Linked DNA regions of Homo sapiens: region 2 is linked to region 1. Evidence: chromatin contacts called from ENCODE Hi-C or POLR2A ChIA-PET data. All regions are on one chromosome and are shown on one strand. The core of a region is the stretch at or near the end of the contact, and the rest is flanking DNA. Distances in the headings are between cores, read along the strand shown.

Region 1 (5,892 bases), core at 1,261-3,760:
AGCCCAGGATTCTGTACTATTTTGTCAGGGCTCCTATGCTTTCAAGCAAGCATTCAGCTCACCTCACTGTCGTTAGCAGGAGGGTTGGTCCAAATTAGCTAATTTGCTATTGCCAGAAGCTGCCATTTCTGTATCTTAGTTTATTCTTTCAAAAACTCAATCTTCGACAGCTGAGAGCAGTATTTAAAAATTTCTCTTCTCCTATATGATTTGTGGTTTAGGCAACTCCTGAATTTTTGATATATTTCACATTTTATCTTTTGAGATAGCATTATTTAATGTCTTAAGGTTTATAATGGTTATAAACACATGGTGAATATTTTATGCCTTCTATTTCCCAGCCATTGCTTTTTTGTCTTAAATTTTACGTTCTGTTTTTTGTGTAAATTTCATCTACTTTGTATATCTTTGCCTATATTATTATTTTGTAACCATTCAAAAATATTTTGCTTTAAACCTGTGTTATAAAAACATTCACATTGCTTATCATTACTAGCATGATTTACCTACTGTAATTTTATGTTACACATTATATATCTTTTGTTCCTCTTTATTATTTTCTTGTCTTTTGCTATATTAATCCATTTTTTTCTTACTCTTTCTCTCTAGGTTCTTGGGAATTTTCCATTCAGCTTTTATTCTATTAGCGGATGGATAACTTTTATTTATTTTTTATCTTTTTATTTTTGAGACAGGTTCTTTCCCTGTTGCCCAGGCTGGAGTGCAGTGACTCAATTTTGGCTCACTGCAGGCTTGACTTCCTGGGCTCAAACCTCCGAGGACTGGGACTACCAGCTTGGCACGCACCATCTTGCCCGGCAACTTATCTTTTTTGTAGAGATGATGGGGGTGGGGGGTGGTTCTCAATATGTTGCCCAGGCTGGTCTCAAACTCCTGGGCTCAAGCAATCCTCCCACCTTGGCCTTCCAAAATGCTGGGATTATAGGGGTGAACTACTGCACCTGGCTGATACCTTTTATTTTTAAAATCTCTTAACTTCCTTTTTTTTTTTTTTAGATGGAGTCTCGCTCTGTCGCCCAGGCTGGAGTGCAGTGGCATGCTTTCGGCTCACTGCAACCTCCGCATCCCAGGTTCAAGTGATTCTCCTGTCTCAGCCTTCCAAGTAGCTGGGATTACAGGCGTACGCTGCCACGCCTGGCTAATTTTTTTTTAATTTTTTAGTATTTATTGATCATTCTTGGGTGTTTCTCGGAGAGGGGGATTTGGCAGGGACATAGGACAATAGTGGAGAGAAGGTCAGCAGATAAACATGTGAACAAAGGTCTCTGGTTTTCCTAGGCAGAGGACCCTGCGGCCTTCCGCAGTGTTTGTGTCCCTGGGTGCTTGAGATTAGGGAGTGGTGATGACTCTTAACCAGCATGCTGCCTTCAAGCATCTGTTTAACAAAGCACATCTTGCACCGCCCTTAATCCATTTAACCCTGAGTTGACACACCACATGTTTCAGAGAGCACCGGGTTGGGGGTAAGGTTATAGATTAACAGCATCCCAAGGCAGAAGAATTTTTCTTAGTACAGAACAAAATGGAGTCTCCTATGTCTACTTCTTTCTACACAGACACAGTAACAATCTGATCTCTCTTTTTCCCCACATTTCCCCCTTTTCTATTCGACAAAACCGCCATCGTCATCATGGCCCATTCTCAATGAGCTGTTGGGTACACCTCCCAGACGGGGTGGCAGCTGAGCAGAGGGGCTCCTCACTTCCCAGACGTGGCGGCCCGGCAGAGGGGCCCCCCACCCCCCAGACGGGGCGGCCGGGCAGAGGAGCCCCCCACCTCCCAGATGGGGCGGCTGCCGGGCGGGGGCGCCCCCCCATCTCCCAGAAGGGGCGGCTGGCCCGGGTAATTTTTTGTATTTTAGTAGAGACGGGGTTTCACCGTGTGGCGTAGGCTGGTCTCGAACTGGTGAGCTGAGGCCATCTGCCCGCCTTGGCCTCCCAAAGTGCTGGGATTACAGGCGTGAGCCACCGCGCCCGGCCTAAATGTCTTAACATCAAGAATAAGGCCATATCGATCAATAAGATACATGCATACTATTTTGCCACCTCTCACTTTTTATTAATAGTATACTCTTTCTTTGCTACCTCCCAGTTTTTGTCAAAGTAAATTGTGATACAAAAACCCCAATTTATAATCATGAAATATTTATTATATTTAATTTTAATAATAATGATTAGTTTCATATTATATTAATTATAATTATTTCGTTCATTTAGTTTTATTGATTTGATTGTTCTTTGCCTTTTCTTTTACATTTTTTCTGTTGAATTATTTATTTTGATTCGTTTCTTAGCTGGCAGGACTATGTCCTCAAGTACTATTTTTCAAAAAGGGCTTATAGAAGAGCTCTCCCATCCTCAGTGGAGTTGGCTAACATCCTGTACCAGTTACCAGTTTATTACTCTCTGGCTCCAAACGTTTCTCCCTTGCCAGCGGGCACAGTGTTAAACTGTGTCAGTAGAGGGCGCTAGAGGACAGAGAGAAGAAGAGACTTCTCTTGCGGTTTCTTTAAGCTTTCCTTCCTACTTGCTTTCGGGACTCTGAACCCCCGGGGTTCTCAGCTCAGTTTCAGGGCACTTCCGCAGGCATCTTCACGGCTAGTTCTGTGGGTGTCCCACTTAGTTTCCCAGTGGCGAGTTCAGCCGCACCGTCTTGGGTGGATTCCTGGTGGAGCCGACTTGACCCAGCCAGTTTCCTGCGAAGTCCCGCATGCGCACTTCCCCGGGGGCAGCTTCCCAGCAAGTTCTGCGTGAGTCCTAGGTGGCTTTGCCATGAGTTCAGCGCATCCCCCAACAGCAACTTCCGGAGGAATTTTGTGGGCACCCCAGCAGGGGGCTTCCAGCCCCTGAGCCGTGGCCTGCCGTTCTCTTCCCCACAATGTTCGCTCTCTTGACTGTGGCCCGGTTCTGTCCAGGGACAACCCAGAGAACTCTTCTGCCCTCAATGGGCTGCAACGCACTTTCTCCAGCAAGGACTGAACCCCAGTCTCGGAGAGCTAGGCTTCTTCACGTTCGTTCTTTCTTTTTGGGTTCTCCCCCACCCCTGCGAGATCATCTAACATTCCTCTTTATTCCCACTGCACCATTAATTTCTATCCTGACTGATTCACAACCCCGAGTTCCGAAGCAAGGGCAAGCTGTGGGGCGCTTCTTGCCGTCTCTACTCAAAACGGAAAAAGCTGGCCAGGCGCGGTGGCTCACGTCTGTAATCCCAGCACTTTGGGAGACTGAGACAGGAGGATCGCTTGAGCCCAGGAGTTCAAGATCAGTCTGGACAACGTAAGGAGACCCTGTCTCTTCAAATATATATATATATATATATATATATATATATACACACACACACACACACATATACATATGTGTATATATACATATATATGTGTGTATATATATACACATATATGTGTGTGTATATATGTATATATGTATATAATTATATATGTATATATGTGTATATATACGTATATAATTATATATACACACATATATGTGTATATATGTAAAATTAGCCAGGCATGGTGGTACGTACCTATGGTCTCAGCTACTCAGGAGGCTGAGGCAGGAGGATCGCCTGAGCCCTGGGGTGTTGAGGCTGTGGTGAGCTGTGATGGTGCCACTGCACTCCAGCCTGGGGCAGGGACTGAGACCCCATCTCAAAAAATAAAAATAAAAAGAATGGAAAGAACCAATGAAATCTTGATGCTATTAACACCTCTGAATATTTCACTGGTTTCTAGAATCCACACAAAACAGGAATCCTACAGAATGATGGCTTGCAGAGGACATTGTAACAGGGCAGTCAAACCAGTTGGAGAAGTGTGCTCTGTCCTATAAAAACGTGCTCCTTCCTGACGTCTACCCCATGTTGGTGGGCCCATGATCTCCTCCTAGACCTCTCAGCTGAAATCAGTCCTGTCCCTGTGTTTGGTGTCCTTCATACCCTCTCGTGGCTGCCTCCCTGCCACGGCCCTGGCTCAGGCCCTGGTCACCTTGCCTAGGGTAGTGGCTTCCCTGGGAATGCCATCTCCACTCAATACTCCTTCTGGTGCTAGAGTGCCCTGCTCAAGGCCTCACCTCCCACGAAGCTTCCTGAACAGCTTAACTCACTGTTTCTTCCTGTTCTGCCCTCTCCTATTATCTGTGCAAATCTGAAGGCACTTTCTGCTCTGTCATGTACCTGATCTTTCCTGCCAGCCTAGACTGCTTTGATGAAAACTGCATCAGATAGCAGAGGAAACACTTATTTGTATGGAAGTGGCGTCCTCTGCTGGTAGAAGTATGTAATGACTGGAACTTTTCCCTAGCTGTGTAAAGGACCCTCACTGCCCAAAGCTGAGACAACCAGTGATACCCAAGGAAACCCAGCTGCCCTTCTCTCTGCCCACCCCAGTCCCTAAGCATGTAAAATTCAATCCACTGACTCACTCACCAGATTTCCACACCTCACTATTACACTAAGATGTTCCTGATGCTCCAGTCTCATGGATAATGGCAATCTTTAACATTAATTGGATATGCACTGTATATGCCAGGCACTGGGCTAATCTCTTCATCTGTATTATATTATTTAACCCTCATAGCAACTTTGTACGGCAGACAAGTGGACCAGATTCCTTAAAAGCAGAGCCTGGGACAGATTTCATGCATATCTTCTTCTGTTGGGGAAGAACCCTCAGAAGAAAGAAAAGGAAGGAGAGTGGGGTGGGGAAGGAGGGAGCCAGGCTGTGGTGTCAGCTGTGGCTGAGCTGCGGCCTGATTTCATGGGGATCCCTGAAGCATGTGCTACACCAGAGTTCATCTTGTCTTGAGGTCGGGGACTGGCCTTTCCTGCCCCTGTGTCAGACAAGCATCGGCTGCAAGCCCCAAGTAAGGCAGCTTCCATTCCCGGGGAAGTCTCTGCAGAGGGAATAACTGTGAACTGTTACCAGCCAAACCTCACAGCAGCCGGTGGGCAGGGATGGAGGGTTGCACCAGACCAGTAAAGGGGATTTGGCTGGGCACTAATAGCAACCATGGTACTGTTATTTCTACTGTACAAATGCAGAATTATAATCTTCCAGGTTTGTAGATACTTTATAGATTTTGAGTGTTTTCATATTCATTACCTCATTCAATGTTACAGTAAGCTTGAGAGGTAGTGATCATGATCCCCACTTTATGAATGAGAGTGAGAAGTGGGAGACTTCCTCAGGATTGTCCAGCCAATAAATACCTTCTCTGTTTATAAATAGCGTCTTCTCAGATACATAGGCAGCTGTATTGGGTCCCAGTCCAACCTCTTCCCTGTGACATTCAGGCTCTGGTCGTTTACCAAGGATCTTACAGCCCTTTTAACTCAAAAGAGCCATGAAGCTGGCAACCTTCCTTGCTGAGACTAGGTACGAGGATACACCTCCTATCAGGTGAGGCCTTACCTTGCCTGCCTGACACTTTGCTGGGCTCAGAATGCTTCTCCAAATTCCCCCATGGAAAGAAGACACCCGGGCACTTCTCACCTGCTCCTGCTTCTGCAGTTCCCTTGGCAGTTTCCTTAGAGGTGTCCCAGCAAGCTAGAGTCTGTCAGAGGACATTGAGGGCCAGGCCAGAGAAGTTTAGAAAGAGTCCCAGGACTACCTGAGCACTGCCTTCACCTGCCACAGGGGTAGCTGTGCAGCCAGTCTTGTGGCAGAGGCTGGGGTTTCCTGGATCTTAGAAGTGTCACCTCTTCCACCCTCTCAGGGCCCTGGACTTTCGCCCTCAAGCTGCCTCTGGATCTAGCAAAGGCCCTGAGCCATCTTTGGAATGGATGAGTTCGAAAAGCTGCATTAGAGTGGCTCCCCTCCTTCAACGCCACCTCATCAGAGTTCTAAGGGATGCTTCACACCTAAGA
Region 2 (5,892 bases), core at 2,318-4,817, 320 kb after region 1:
GAGACAGAGGAGGAGACACAGCCAGTGACCTGGGATGCTAGGTGTTGGTTTGCCAGCTTGCTATAGGATGTGACCCCTTCATTCCCATTCCAAAGTGCTTAAAGGGACCCGAAGGTCCATCCTGTTCTGTCCACCCCAGCCCAGGTTGCTGCAATAGGAGGGAGGGAAGGATGAGAAGACAAGGATGGCAGGGAAGTGGGGAAGGGGCAAACCTGGCAATTCCAGCTTTAGCTACTGAGTTTCTCTGGAAAAAGAAAATTTCATGTGAAAGCAAGGGCATCATTGGATGTAAGGAGTTCTCTGCTATGTCATCACTCTATCCACAGCACCCAGCACAAAGGAAGCTTTTTAAAAATGCATGCTGCATGAGCATCAGTGAATTAATCCCTAAACAACTGTCCATCCTTTTTTCCATCCTCTCCTGCAGGCCCAGCTGTCCCCAGCCTAGTCAGAGAGGAGAAAGGACTTTATCCTGATCCACTCTGGGCCTGGAGCTCTCTGTAGCCAATTTGTGGCATTACTGAGGAGAAAGATGCATTTGGGATCAGCCCACATCCCAGCCCCTGCTCGGCAGGAGGGCTGATGGGGCCTCAGGCTGTGAAAGAGAAAGTCTGAAAATGGCAGAAAGAGGCTGTTAATAAAAACAGGAGGGGTGTGGCTCAGGGGCTTGTGTACATAACACATTCATTCATGCAGATTCACAAAAGCCCATCTTTTTTCAGATACGAAGATACACACTCATAAAAGCAGAGACGCACTTTAAGATCCTGATATGTGTTTCCTCCCTACCTTATCCCCAACATATATAATAAAGTCATGAAATCACACAATACCTTCCAACCTTGCTCTCCCTCCCACAGAGTGGAGTTCTCCCAGAAAGCAATGTAGCCTGGGCCCAGAGCTTGGGGAGTAACTAACACCATTTGCATTTTTCCCAGGAAATGGGAAGAGCTGGTGTGGCATGTGGCAGCCCAAGCCCTCACACATCCCACTGACTGACATTTTGACATCCTTGAATTTGGCCGGGCTGCTCTGCGGAGACAAATCTTCCCCCTGTCCCTTCCCAGACAATCTCACTTCATTCTGACGGCTCTTGGCCCTAGCCTGTCAAACTAGGTCCTTGGTCCCTGAACACAGCACAACATGGGTACCTTCACACTAGCCCCGCTTCAAGAGGAACCAGATCACTCTTCTCTGTCTCAGTACTCTCCCAACACCAGCCCCCCACCGCTTCTCTTTTTAAGAGACAGGAAGGGCTGGGCACGGTGGCTTGCACCTGTAATCCCAGCACTTTGGGAGGTCTCAGTGGGTGGATTACAAGGTCAGGAGTTCGAGACCAGCCTGGCCAAGATGGTGAAACCCCGTCTTTACTTAAAAAAAAATATACAAAAAATATTAGCTGGGCGTGGTGGCGCATGCTATAATCCCAGCTACTCAGGAGGCTGAGGCAGGAGAATTGCTTGAACCTGGGAGGCAGAGGTTGCAGTGAGCCACTATCGCCCCACTATACTCCAGCCTGGGTGACAGAGCGAGACTCCGTCTCAAAAAAAAAAGAGACAGGATCTTGCTCTGTTGCCCAGGCTGGAGTGCAGTGGTGAGATCACAGCTCACTGCAGCCTCAACCTCCTGGGCTCAAGAAATCCTCCCACCTCAGCCTCCCATGTAGCTCGGACTAGAGGTGCATGCCACCATGCCTGGCTAACCAGCACCTCTCTTTTCAGTCCCTGCCCCATATTCACTCCCTTCAAGAAGTCTTCTCTAATTAAATCTGTTTTGTTCTAAATGATCTGGCTTCTCGGCACTCAGTAAGAAAATTGCTTTCTGTTTATTGCTTGTTGTCTGAGCTGTGTCAGGTCTGACTCATGAGCGTGCCATCTCCCCTACTAGATAAAGGCTTGTTGATCCTCCAAACAGCATCCCCTCCCTTCAGGGTCTGGTAGAATTCTGCCCTCAGGGTGGACTCAACAAAAGGAGTGCCCTCACATGACATAATTGTTAAGGTTTCAAGGCTGTTGGTTTGCAGAGGATCCTGATGGAGACCAGTGGCCTTAAGAAATAGGAGCAATGACATAGAGCTGGAGCCATTTGGGTTCCAGAGCTGAGAGCCCTTCCCAGAAATGACTGTCTAATGATTAGCATGGCTTGAGTAGAGAGCAGCCCCTCATCTGGTTTCAAAGGCAGAATATGCCTCCTGCTTATTTCCTTGAATTCCCTAGAAGAGTCTCCTATGCCAGGGAGAGTGTGGGACAGAGCCAGCCAGGTGAGAGTGCAGGGGAGGCCCTGGAAGGCAGGAGCCAGAGGCAGAGGAACAGAGGGAAGAAGGGGGAGGAAGATGACAGAAAGAAAGTGGGCTTGGGAAAAAGAGTCATAACAAAGGAAGAGAAACGGAAAGGGAAGAAAGATAAAAACTGACAAGAAAAATAAAGGAGGCTGGGCGTGGTGGCTCACATCCATAATCCTAGTGCTTTGGGAGGCCGAAGCGGGAGGAGGAGGATCGCTTGAGGCCAGGAGTTCAAAAGCAGAGAGAGGAATTGGGGGGCGGAGGGGATGGGGGTGATGGTGTGGGGAAAGAGAGAGAGACATTTTCTTACGGAAATTCTTAGTCTGGTCTAAGTCCTAAGTCCTTCATAAGGGCATTTGTTTTGGGAAGAGAGGAATGAGCAAGGAAAAGAGGATAGTGGAAAGGTTCTCTGGAGCCTGCTTCTCTCCCGAAGGCCTGATTTCCCCCAAAAGGCAACAGACATCTCTTCCCTGACTGATGGCTCAGACAGTGGGGTCTGTGAGGAGGGTGGAAGGAGCAGGAACTATCCAACCAGAGCATAGAACACTGAGCAGGACATCAGGGCCATTGTCCAGACCCCAAAGCCAGTGGTCTCCCTCCTGACACAGTCAGGACTTGTTAGCTGAACAAGGGAAAGAATGCCTTCTCCCTGACAAAGCTGGAGGAAGGGCTGGAAGCAGGATGGGGCCTGGGTTGTGTTGGCATCTTGGGAATCTCTCTTTAAAATTTCAGAGTTAGACCAGAGCAGCACCTTGTCCGGTAGATTACTGAAGTCTTGCCTAGAGGCTGGGGGAAGGAAGACAGGACCTCTACAGGTCACTAGGTACAAATGTATTATAAACGATTCAGACATACAAAGAGATACAAAGAATAGCATTAATGAGTGTGAAGCCCTGCTTAAGTAAACCACTGCTGCCACCCCCGAAGGTCCTGCTTATGCTCCTCTTCCTCCCCAGGTGACCGCTATTCTGAACTTGGCATTTATCCCTCTTGGGGAATTCTCTACCCTAGGATTCCTGCCTCTCCTCTGTTAGCCTCTGGCATCCCCCCAGCTCCCTCACATCAGGACTCCATTCATCCAGTGCTGCCTGATCGGGCTCCCCCTCCTGCCTGGCCTCTCTCTCCCTGCCGGGATGGCTGAGTAGACAATCAATATTTATGTGAAGCCACCAGGCCTAGCTTCCACAGGGAGGCCCAGCAGACAGAGGCAGAGAGTTGCCATCCCCAGCGTGGGCGGGTTTCAACTCAGACACAAAGCAAGTGAGGAGCCGTGCCGGGCCCAGGTGCCTGGCGTCTCTGGCTGGGCTGAGGCTTACAGGAGCCGGGAGCTGGCCAGACCCTGAGACTCCAGCCCTCATGCCTGGGGCCTCACATCTCATTCTGACAGCTCCTCCCATTCCTGCCTGAGGTTCATAGCTCTTGCCTGTTGACTCTGGTGATTGACCAGGTGAAATCCCTAAGTAAGGCTGGGGGATGGGGTGGGGGGCAGGGAAGTTGGGGGCTGGGAGGAGAATAAGAAGCAACTTATTCACTCCCAGGGTACAAGGCAGCACCACAGCTGTCTGGCTGGTGGGGACTTTGGAGAGCAGTCTATTTGCATTCCAGGGCTCCAGGCCACCCACCAGCAGCCCCCTCCTCTCCAGATGTTTATACATCATGTTCCTGGAGACCCTGCTCTCCAGCATTCTACCTGGGTCACCCCTCCTCTTCTCAGAGTGGCCTCTTGCTTCTGGTCCAGGTTCCGTCTTCCTCAGGAAGTCTCTCTTGGTTAAGCCTCCCTGGCTCTTACTACTTATCCCCCTACATTCCGTCCATTCTCACATGATCAACTGGCACAATGGTCATTTCCTCTTATGAAATTTCAGCCTGTGTGCTGTGAAGTAGCTTTCCTTCCTCTACAAGCTTCTGGATAGCAGGGACCATGGCTGATCCATCTTGGGCGTCTCTCGCAGCCCTTTTCACAAGTGGCTCCGTAAGTGCTAAAGGACCAAATGACCTCTGAAGGTTTCTCAAGAATGGGGCTGCTCATGTCTTATCTTTTCTTGGAGCCAATAAAGGCATACCCATTCTTGATTGTTGAGTGAGTGGAGAAAACTCCCAGAAAAATCACTGCAGCTGACCACTCAATCTCCTTTTCCCACACACTGCTCACCTGCCCACCCCTAGGCCCCCCAAGCAGCAGAAGCACCCACCATGCTGGCATCACGCCGCTATGAAGCCCCTGGCTGATCTTGTTTGGGTTTCAGGAGACTGGTTTGAGGGCTTCTGTACTCATTTATCAGTCTCCACAATGTTTGTAAAAACCACCCAGAATGACAAAGGCAAGATTTCTGCAGCTTTCCTGCTTCCACACTCACAGTTTTACCAGATATTTGATCTTCACAGGTGGATCTCTATTATACAGGTGAGGAAACTGAGGCTTACAGATGGAGCAATTGATCTGGAGCTCCCAGTGTGGACGCAGGTCTTCTGACTCTAGTCTACCACACTGCCCCGACACCGCTCAGCCCCTCTCACCCTCTGACATAGCTCTCACAAACCATCACAGGAAAGGTATCTCCGCCTTTGGGCTGGATACAAAGGTCTTTGAAGATGATTCAAAGCTGGATGCAAGAAAGGAGAAGACTGAGAAGGTCTTTAGGTCTGTGCAGGGCCGCGGCTGCCCTTGGGGTTTCTTGCCACCAGGTGGGGCATAGCAGTTCCTAATAGAGGCCAACTCTGTCAGGCAAGAGGGTTGCCACTAGTGAGCCAGTGATCTTTGCCTGGTGATCTCCACACTTCCTTCCATCCACCAGTAACTAGGACAACGTCATAGACGGTCAAGCAGCACAGATACACTCTGGGAGGCCCTGAGGCCTTCAAGAATCAGCAAGGCCTCCCTAAGCTTAGTCAGACATGAGCAACACTCAGGCTTTCCTTCCCTTGGGTTTTTCCAGGGACCAGGTGGTTACAGCTGCCACATTCTGAGGACTTAGCACAGAGCCCCTCTGCTAAGCACACACCTACATCATCATATAACTTCCTCACTAAAAGAATTCATGAGGAAAGTGTATCCTTGTTTACAAATGAGCCAGTGGGGGCCAGGCACGATGGCTCATGCCTGTAATCTCAGCACTTCGGGAGGCCGAGGCGGGTGGATCACCTGAAGTCAGGAGTTCGAGACAAGCCTGGCTAACATGGTAAAACCCTGTTTCTACTAAAAATATAAAAATTAGCTGGGTGTGGTGGGGTGGCACGTGCCTGTGATCCCAGCTACTCAGGAGGCTGAGGCAGGAGAATGCTTGAACCCGAGAGGCAGACGCTGCAATGAGCCAAGATTGTGCTATGGGTGACAAGGCAAGACTCCGACTCAAAAAAAAAAAAAAGGAGCCAATGGGACACAACAAGGTTAAGTAACTTGTCTGAAGACTTGTAGCTAGTGAGTGGCAGTGTACCCAGGTCTTTCTTGTGTGTGTGTGTGTGTGTGTGTGTGTGTGTGTGTGTGTGTGTTTTGAGACAGAGTTTCGCTCTTGCTGCCCAGGCTGGAGTGCAATGGAGTGATCTAGGCTCACTGCAACCTCTACCTCCTGAATTCAATTGATTCTCCTGCCTCAGCCTCCCGAATAGCTGGG

Evidence for each region. Hi-C counts contacts between places; a loop is a spot of excess contacts on that map. ChIA-PET counts read pairs that join two places held with the same protein, here RNA polymerase II (POLR2A). Pooled maps may share reads with other maps.
Region 2: a loop to region 1 is called in a pooled map, with 2.4 times the contacts of the local background. The contact joins two enhancer-like sites. A Hi-C loop is called at or near these places in 1 of 168 maps with a recorded cell type or tissue (naive thymus-derived CD4-positive, alpha-beta T cell) and 9 of 50 pooled maps. POLR2A ChIA-PET finds 5 or more read pairs at or near these places in 1 of 52 experiments (activated T-cell).

What each region holds. Positions count from the first base shown.
Region 1 is chr1:203,264,966-203,270,857 of GRCh38, forward strand. LOC124904486 (a long non-coding RNA gene) reads right to left here. Exons shown (of 2, transcript XR_007066798.1): 2 at 2,149-5,892. Among named protein-coding and RNA genes, the nearest start is that of LINC01353, 19 kb to the right of the region's middle. Within about 2 kb of position 2,511, at least 35 of the 41 ENCODE cell types and tissues checked have a DNase peak (open chromatin) inside an H3K27ac peak, as active enhancers do.
Region 2 is chr1:203,588,849-203,594,740 of GRCh38, forward strand. No RefSeq gene overlaps it. Among named protein-coding and RNA genes, the nearest start is that of ATP2B4, 35 kb to the right of the region's middle. RefSeq lists a silencer at 4,879-5,028. Within about 2 kb of position 3,568, at least 5 of the 41 ENCODE cell types and tissues checked have a DNase peak (open chromatin) inside an H3K27ac peak, as active enhancers do.